Linked DNA regions of Homo sapiens: region 1 is linked to region 2. A link is a contact called in ENCODE Hi-C or POLR2A ChIA-PET data. All regions are on one chromosome and are shown on one strand. Each heading gives the region's core, a stretch centred on a gene start or an enhancer-like site at or near the end of the contact. The rest is flanking DNA. Distances are from core to core; before and after follow the strand shown.

What was found. Hi-C counts contacts between places; a loop is a spot of excess contacts on that map. ChIA-PET counts read pairs that join two places held with the same protein, here RNA polymerase II (POLR2A). Pooled maps may share reads with other maps.
Region 1: a loop to region 2 is called in a map of HepG2, with 2.2 times the contacts of the local background. The contact joins the promoter of CCR6 here to the enhancer-like site in region 2. A Hi-C loop is called at or near these places in 6 of 168 maps with a recorded cell type or tissue (B cell, CD4-positive, alpha-beta memory T cell, GM12878 and 3 more), 25 of 37 single-sample maps with no recorded cell type and 13 of 50 pooled maps. POLR2A ChIA-PET finds 5 or more read pairs at or near these places in 7 of 52 experiments (B cell, GM12878, OCI-LY7 and 4 more).

What each region holds. Positions count from the first base shown.
Region 1 is chr6:167,121,408-167,125,293 of GRCh38, forward strand. It overlaps CCR6 (C-C motif chemokine receptor 6), which reads left to right and starts at 1,689. Exons shown (of 3, transcript NM_031409.4): 1 at 1,689-1,816.
Region 2 is chr6:167,078,704-167,083,091 of GRCh38, forward strand. No RefSeq gene overlaps it. Among named protein-coding and RNA genes, the nearest start is that of CCR6, 42 kb to the right of the region's middle. RefSeq lists enhancers at 151-330, 1,161-1,500, 1,546-2,046. Within about 2 kb of position 1,253, at least 5 of the 41 ENCODE cell types and tissues checked have a DNase peak (open chromatin) inside an H3K27ac peak, as active enhancers do; they include B cell, GM12878 and OCI-LY7, where a contact is called at or near this core.

The DNA.
Region 1 (3,886 bases), core at 439-2,938, 43 kb after region 2:
TTTCTTACCTTCACGCTAAGCAAGACCATCCAAGGGCAGTGTTAGAGGGCACCTGAGAACGCAGGAGGGGTGTGTTACCTGGTGGCCTGTTTCTTCCTCCTATGGGCAGCCCTTCTACAGGAAGCAGAAGCCTCAGGGGCGATGGTAGAAATGAGGAGGAGGGGATGGAGCTGAGGTAGCAGGGGAGGGGTCGTAAGAGCAGAGGGGAGGGTCTTGCTTTGTTCGCCATCCAATAATCAGCAGGTTTCGGGTTGGGGTGAACTACTGGGGAGGAGCGCCCCAGGGCTTCTCTCAGATGGAGGAGGGACAGGTCACCCAGAGTGAAGGAAGTTGTGAGCTCTGTTAGAGGAAAACAGCCAGGACTTAGTCAGGAGAGGCTTTGTTTGGAAGGATTGTTGTAAGGCAGGGAGAGGAATGATGGCAGCAAGAGGACCCCGTGACCATAGGTCTGCAAGCACTTCAAACAGAAAAGGCCCTTCTTTTATCCAGTAAGGGGGAGCCACTGGGGCCAGCAGAGTCTTTGGAGGGGACCCTGGACAAACCCGGGAAAATGGCCAGTGGGGTTGAGCAGGACACAGGTCCTGCTGTGTCTAGCTGGTTCCCCAGAGAGATGATAAGGGGTGCGCTCCAGCTTCTCAGGCTCACTCAGGCGTGAGGACGTGGAGCTCAGGGCTCTGCAGGAAGGAGCGACCCAGGTGAGGTGTGGTCAAGATAGAGCAGAGCTGGGCAGCGGGCAGTGGAGCCTCGTGGGCAGCCTGGGGGTGGGGAGGCACAGTGCACTGGGAAGTGGAGAAAGTGTGAGTCCATCAGGCTGGCTGAGAATTGATCACGAACCTATTGTCTGTAAAACTTTTGTTATTTCCTGAGACGTGGTTCACAGCAACCCAGGTGCGAACAGCCTTGTGATTCTAGGGTTCTTTTCTATTTTTTAAGCACTTGCATCTACAAATAAATTTCTGAGTGACTTGTCGTCAGCTGCTTTCCTTGATATGTCTAAAGACAGGGCAGTGACCCGCATCGTCACCCAGAGATTCTGTCTCTGTGCCACATGAAGATTAGGTGCCCGCTTTTGATTGAGGAGCTCCTCTGTTGCTCTCAAAGTATCTTGTAATAATAGCTGAGATGCATGGAGAACCACCTCTCCTTCAGGCGCTGCTCCTCGGCTTCCGTGGACGGGCATGGCTATTTCTCGGAACCCTCTGAGGTTAGAGCTGTCATGGTCTTTCTTCTGAAAGAGGAAACCGAGGCTTGCTGGGGCTCAGTGGCCCTTCTGTGGCTGCACAGCTTTCGGGGTGGGGCCAGGACTGACTGACTCCACACAAAAGTGCTCCCGGCCCATGTCTTTAACTCACACGGCCTCTTGCAAACGTTCCCAAATCTTCCCAGTCGGCTTGCAGAGACTCCTTGCTCCCAGGAGATAACCAGGTAAAGGAGTATGAAAGTTTGGGTACAAACTCATTGCTGCAAATTGAAAACCATGCAAAGGCTGTCTTCCTCTGGGGAGTTCAATGCCTCTCTTTTTCTTATCACTTTACCATTGGTTGGACTTTGATTCCAGGGATCCTACGATTACTCAATACCCTACAGGATATACATGGTTAACCATTTGCATTTGGGCAAATAGGCGTTACTTTTCAATAGGAAGTGGCAATCCAGAACTTGCTTTTGGGCAATTCTAGTAGCTCACCGCTTTTTTCTTAATGACTGCTAGAAGCTGCATCTTATTGACAGATGGTCATCACATTGGTGAGCTGGAGTCATCAGATTGTGGGGCCCGGAGTGAGGCTGAAGGGAGTGGATCAGAGCACTGCCTGAGGTGAGCATGCCAAGGCCCCTGAGACTTTTCTTTCAAAAATGTAACTTCTTTGATCCCCTAGTCTGACAGGAATGGGACTGTTTTACTCATTAATCTTCCAGAATGCTGGCATATTGACCATGTTTATGCTTAACGACACAGACTTCCTTTCCTGAAAGCATTGACTTTATGGTTTTAGGAAGCCCACTTTTCCTCTAAGTGTATAGTAAGGGATTTCATACTCGCTCCCTGCACTGGAGCTTCGGTGATGGTCTGGGTACTTGCTCCTCATACAGGAGATATCCTCAGGGCATCAGTCTGGAGAGGAATGTGATTCTTTATTTGATCAAATACACTGAAAGATTTTGGAAAACAAAAAAATTAAGCTAAGAAATATTTTGGAGGCAGTAAGTCATTTATGCAATGAAGGCTGATGAGTGGGCATCCCGGACAGCCTAAGATTGAGCAGGAAGGAGCTTGTGAGGGGGAGTTAAGAGAAATTGACAAGGTGGAAATTTCAACAAGTCTCAGTTGCAAAGCTCTCATGAGGGCTGCCAATGCCACTGTGATTATGAAGGCAGTATCTTATGACCAGAAAATAATACACAATGATATTAAAGGGAGCCAGGCTAGGTGCAGTGGCTCATACCTGTAATCTCAGCACTTTGGGAGACCAAGCTGGGTGTATCAGCTGAGGTCAGGAGTTCGAGACCAGCCTGGCCAACATGGTAAAATCCCGTCTCTACTAAAAATACAAAAATTAGCCAGGCATTGTGGCATGTGCCTGTAATCCCAGCTACTTGGGAGGCTGAGGCAGGAGAATCACTGGAACTTGGGAGGCGGAGGTTGCAGTGAGCCGAGATCACGCTACTGCACTCCAGCCGGAGATCAGCTCCAAAGTCCACTTAGCAGCAGGACATAGATATTGTAGAGATCAGCTTTATAAAGAAAAACAAAAATGCAAGGCCATAACTAAAGCTATTCTTTAAATGGTTAAAGATGTAATTTCTGCAAATAAAACAGAAAACATAAAAGCAAACTTCCAAAGAAATTAAAGGAACTGAAAAAAAAAAAAAACCAACCCACAGAAGCTTAATAAACAAATCACCGGGGGAAAACAAAAAAAAAATCAAACCTCCTGGTCTCCTCCTTAGCCACTCTCATTCAAAAGCAGAAGGAAGCCAGCCTAGAGTTTCAGCTCCACTGATGCTTATCTAAAAAGGTATAAAATATGGTGGGCCCATGATTCAAATAAACTTAGAGAACATAAATGTATTGAACACCTACCATTACAGTATGCAAAACTCTGATATCAATAAGATGTTTTAAAATAAATATATTATTTAAGATCTTGTGGGAATTCTATGGCATTTCACTAAGACCTGCTGGTGGCAAGGTGAATTAGAACGGCGAGTAAGAGACAGTAATGGGAGTCTCACCAGTACTCACAGTCCTAGATGAGCTACACTCGCTATCTGTAAAATGGGTATGATGTCTACCTTAAAGGGTTTTGTGAGGTTAAAAGAGATAAACAGCTGTAAACCAGTGATTCTAATGCCTAGCAGGTAACTAGAACTTAATTTACAGCATATGCGCGCACACACACACACACACATATGCGTGCATATATACATACACACACGTCCATATGTACACACACACAGTTATACACATACTGCACACACATGCATGCATACACACATGTATGTATACATGCAGGCACCAATATACACCCATGCACACACATGCAAATACACACATACACATGTATACACACATGTGCACACCTATATACACACATGCATACACATGCATATACACATACATGATATAAACAGGTGTATATATGCAGGCATATGCACACTGCACACATGCACACATGCCTAGACACATACATACACACACACCGACATATGCACACACACACACATACTCTTATTTAGTTCTTGCTCCTTGTTTTGCAGGGCCACTACTATTTATGAAAGTAAGCACAAATTTAAAACTGTCTGACAATTGTAACACATTGTTAAGCTAGTTATTAAATGTTTTTAAATTACAAGTCCACACAGTTTTTATTACCAGTAATATTTT
Region 2 (4,388 bases), core at 3-2,502:
ACCTGGCTCTGTGTCCTCCCAGGCCTGCCCCACAGGGCTGTCACTTGGAGGTGCTGCACGTGGTTCCACCCTGTGGGGTACCAGGGAGAGGAAAGAACAGAGCAAACTGGACACCAGAACCAGAAGGCTTCGCTCAGAAGTGCACACATTGCCTTCGTCTCAGTAAATTAGCAGAGCAAGTCCTGTAACCCCCGACAGTGATGAAGGCTGATCTGTTCCGTGCTCAGAAGGCGGAGACCTGGAAATACTGATGAAACACGAATGACTGCCCCACAGACACAGAGAAAGATGAGAGATTCTGGAGCACACTAATTTCACTTTCAGATAACATGACTCTGGCGTTCTATAAATGCCTGTGCCATGTGAGATGTCACAATGGATGACAGCTTTTTATTCCCAGAAGAAAATTCAAAATAAGACTCATCATTTTATGGTCTAATTTAAAGTGATATTTAGGAATACCTTTTTCTAGGAACACCTTTTTCTAGGAACTAATAATCAGATAAAGTTGGGTTTGGGACTGTAGACTTGGAGCCTGAAGCAATACTCTTTCTATAATGAAAATCTGAGTATAGTTGCTTCTAACAGCAAGTGAGGATTTCCTACAGAGTGTTGCTGAGGGGCTGATAAGAAACCTTTTCAGAAAGAACAGCAGATTCCTATAGACCCTATTCCCATGGAAGCATCAGCAGGAACTCCTTTTCTTTTGGTGAAAACTTTCATGTCATTGGATGATCTGTTATTAGACGACACTGCCTGAGTTCTATCTTACGATGGGGAATTGGCGTTTCTTAAGATCTTCCTTTAAATATAGCACAGATCCCCAGTATGCACATTTTCACAGAGGTGGAAGCTTTAGAAACACTCATGTAGCAGCAGATGTCTACTGTGCTCTAGCATAAGTGGAATGAAATATTCCTTAATATAGAGGGACACACACAGGCAGAACCTCTAGCGGGTCTGTGAATAATGGGAATGAAAAGTGGAAGTCCTATGGCCGGCAAGGTAGATTCCTGGGCTTCAGAGGAGGATATGAAATATTTATAGAAAACAAAATGAAATATGAACAACACATTTATCATGTTCTCCAGGCATGATAATATGTGATTTGCAGATGAGACATTCATTTGAAAAGCAAGTACACCATGAACCCTGGGACGAGGCTGTACGTTCCTAAACATGCTTGGCTTACGGCCTGGCTCAGAGCAGGGCTTGCCACATGTCATGTCACTCACAGCCATTGAGGGGCACTGCCATTTGTGCTGTTGCTGTGCTTTTTGGTCTGTCTTGGAAACCTGGGGAAGTCCCCGTTGTTCCAGTGGGGCCCTTGATAAACGTCTCAGTTTCAGGTCCTCAAGTTGAGACATCCTTTCAGTCAACTTGTGGAGTTTCTAATTCTGTGTCACTGCCTCCAGTAGAGCGCGTTTTGTGGTGGAGAGCGATGAGAGCCTCAGATCCTCGGGAAGTGCTCCACGGGTCCCGGGTCTGGCTCTCATTGTGTGTGCCAGAGCCTTGCTGCCCAAAGTGTGGCCCCAGGCCAGGGCCTTGCTGTCACCTGGAGCTCTCAGGCCCTCCCAGGGCTACTGTATCAGAACCAGTGAATCCACATGAATTCACATTGCAGTGCTTCGTCTGCACATGAAAGCTTGAGAAACACTAGCCTAGAGAACACCTCAGCATCCTTTCTGAATTAGAAGTTATGCTTTCTAGGGTTCTCATTAAGAAATGGGCAGTTGCACAGCCAATCAATGAAAATGGCTTTGCGTTCCCTGAATCTTCAACTTCTGAGAGAAGGAGGAATGTTTTTTTTTCTTCCACTCTGGTCCCCAAGAACCACTACAGGCGTTCCTTACAGAACAGCAAATGACACAGCGTTCAGCCCCAACAAGTGACCCGAAGACGCGTCCCTCATCTCATGCTTGCCTGTCTAGGCCTCACCCTTTCTCAGTTGAAATCAGTCACTGCAGCAGCGTTCGAATGGGGTCACTGGAGAAAACAGCCGCAACTTCCTGGTCCTCCGTGGGAATGGCTGAAAGTGGAAGATGGAGAGAGAATCCTGAGAAAAACCCTCCATAGGTCAGCCCCATGTCAGCCCCAGCATCTATCACCGGAGGGTTCTGAAGCTTGTGGTGCACTGAAGGTGATAATTATAAAAGAAAAAATCAAATCCAGCTCCACTCCTGACTAGATGGGCAAACACTTCATCCCCTGCACCACACATGAAGCTTTCTTTTTTTATTATTATACTTTAAGTTTTAGGGTACATGTGCACAACGTGCAGGTTTGTTACATATGTATACATGTGCCATGTTGGTGTGCTGCACCCACTAACTCATCATTTAACATTAGGTATGTCTCCTAATGCTATCCCTCCCCACTCCCCCCACCCCACAACAGGCTCTGGTGTGTGATGTTCCCCTTCCTGTGTCCATGTGTTCTCATTGTTCAATTCCCACCTATGAGTGAGAACATGCAGTGTTTGGTTTTTTGTCTTTGCGATAGTTTGCTGAGAATGATGGTTTCCACCTTCATCCATGTCCCTACAAAGGACATGAACTCATCATTTTTTATGGGTGCATAGTATTCCATGGTGTATATGTGCCACATTTTCTTAATCCAGTCTATCACTGTTGGACATTTGGGTTGGTTCCAAGTCTTTGCTATTGTGAATAGTGCGGCAATAAACATACGTGTGCATGTGTCTTTATAGCAGCATGATTTATAATCAATCCTTTGGGTATATACCCAGTAATGGGATGGCTGGGTCAAATGGTATTTCTAGTTCTAGATCCCTGAGGAATCTCCACACTGACTTCCACAATGGTTGAACTAGTTGACAGTCCCACCAACAGTGTAAAAGTGTTCCTATTTTTCCACATCCTCTCCAGCACCTGTTGTTTCCTGACTTTTTAATGATCGCCATTCTAACTGATGTGAGATGGTATCTCATTGTGGTTTTGATTTGCATTTCTCTGATGGCCAGTGATGATGAGCATTTTTTCATGTGTCTTTTGGCTGCATAAATGTCTTCTTTTGAGAAGTGTCTGTTCATATCCTTCGCCCACTTGTTGATGGGGTTGTTTGTATTTTTCTTGTAAATTTGTTTGAGTTCATTGTAGATTCTGGATATTAGCCCTTTGTCAGAGGAGTAGCTTGCAAAAATTTTCTCCCATTCTGTAGGTTGCCTGTTCACTCTGATGGTAGTTTCTTTTGCTGTGCAGAAGCTCTTTAGTTTAATTAGATCCCATTTATCAATTTTGTCTTTTGTTGCCATTGCTTTTGGTGTTTTAGACATGAAGTCTTTGCCCATGCCTATGTCCTGAATGGTATTGCCTAGGTTTTCTTCTAGGGTTTTTATGGTTTTAGGTCTAGCATTTAAGTCTTTAATCCATCTTGAATTAATTTTTGTGTAAGGTGTAAGGATGGGATCCAGTTTCAGCTTTCTACATATGGCTAGCCAGTTTTCCCAGCAGCATTTATTAAATAGGGAATCCTTTACCCATTTCTTGTTTTTGTCAGGTTTGTCAAAGATCAGATGGTTGTAGATATGCGGCATTATTTTTGAGAGCTCTGTTCTGTTCCATTGGTCTATATCTCTGTTTTGGTACCAGTACCATGCTGTTTTGGTTACTGTAGCCTTGTAGTATAGTTTGAAGTCAGGTAGCATGATGCCTCCAGCTGCGTTCTTTTGGCTTAGGATTGACTTGGCGATGCAGGCTCTTTTTTGGTTCCATATGAACTTTAAAGTAGTTTTTTCCAATTCTGTGAAGAAAGTCATTGGTAGCTTGATGGGAATGGCATTGAATCTATAAATTACCTTGGGCAATATGGCCATTTTCACGATATTGATTCTTCCTACCCATGAGCATGGAATGTTCTTCCATTTGTTTGTATCCTCTTTTATTTTGTTGAGCAGCGGTTTGTAGTTCTCCTTGAAGAGGTCCTTCACGTGCCTTGTAAGTTGGATTCCTAGGTATTTTATTCTCTTTGAAGCAATTGTGAATGGGAGTTCACTCATGATTTGGCTCTCTGTTTGTCTGTTATTGGTGTATAAGAATGCTTGTGATTTTTGCACATTGATTTTGTAACCTGAGACTCTGCTGAAGTTGCTTATCAGCTTAAGGAGATTTTGGGCTGAGACGATGGGGTTTTCTAGATATACAATCATGTCATCTGCAAACAGGGACAATTTGACTTCCTTTTTTCCTAAGTGAATACCCTTTATTTCCTTCTCCTGCCTAATTGCCCTGGCCAGAACTTCCAACACTATGTTGAATAGGAGTGGTGAGAGAGGTCATCCCTGTCTTGTGCCAGTTTTCAAAGGGAATGCTTCCAGTTTTTGCCCATTCAGTATGATATTGGCTGTGGGTTTGTCATAGATAGCTCTT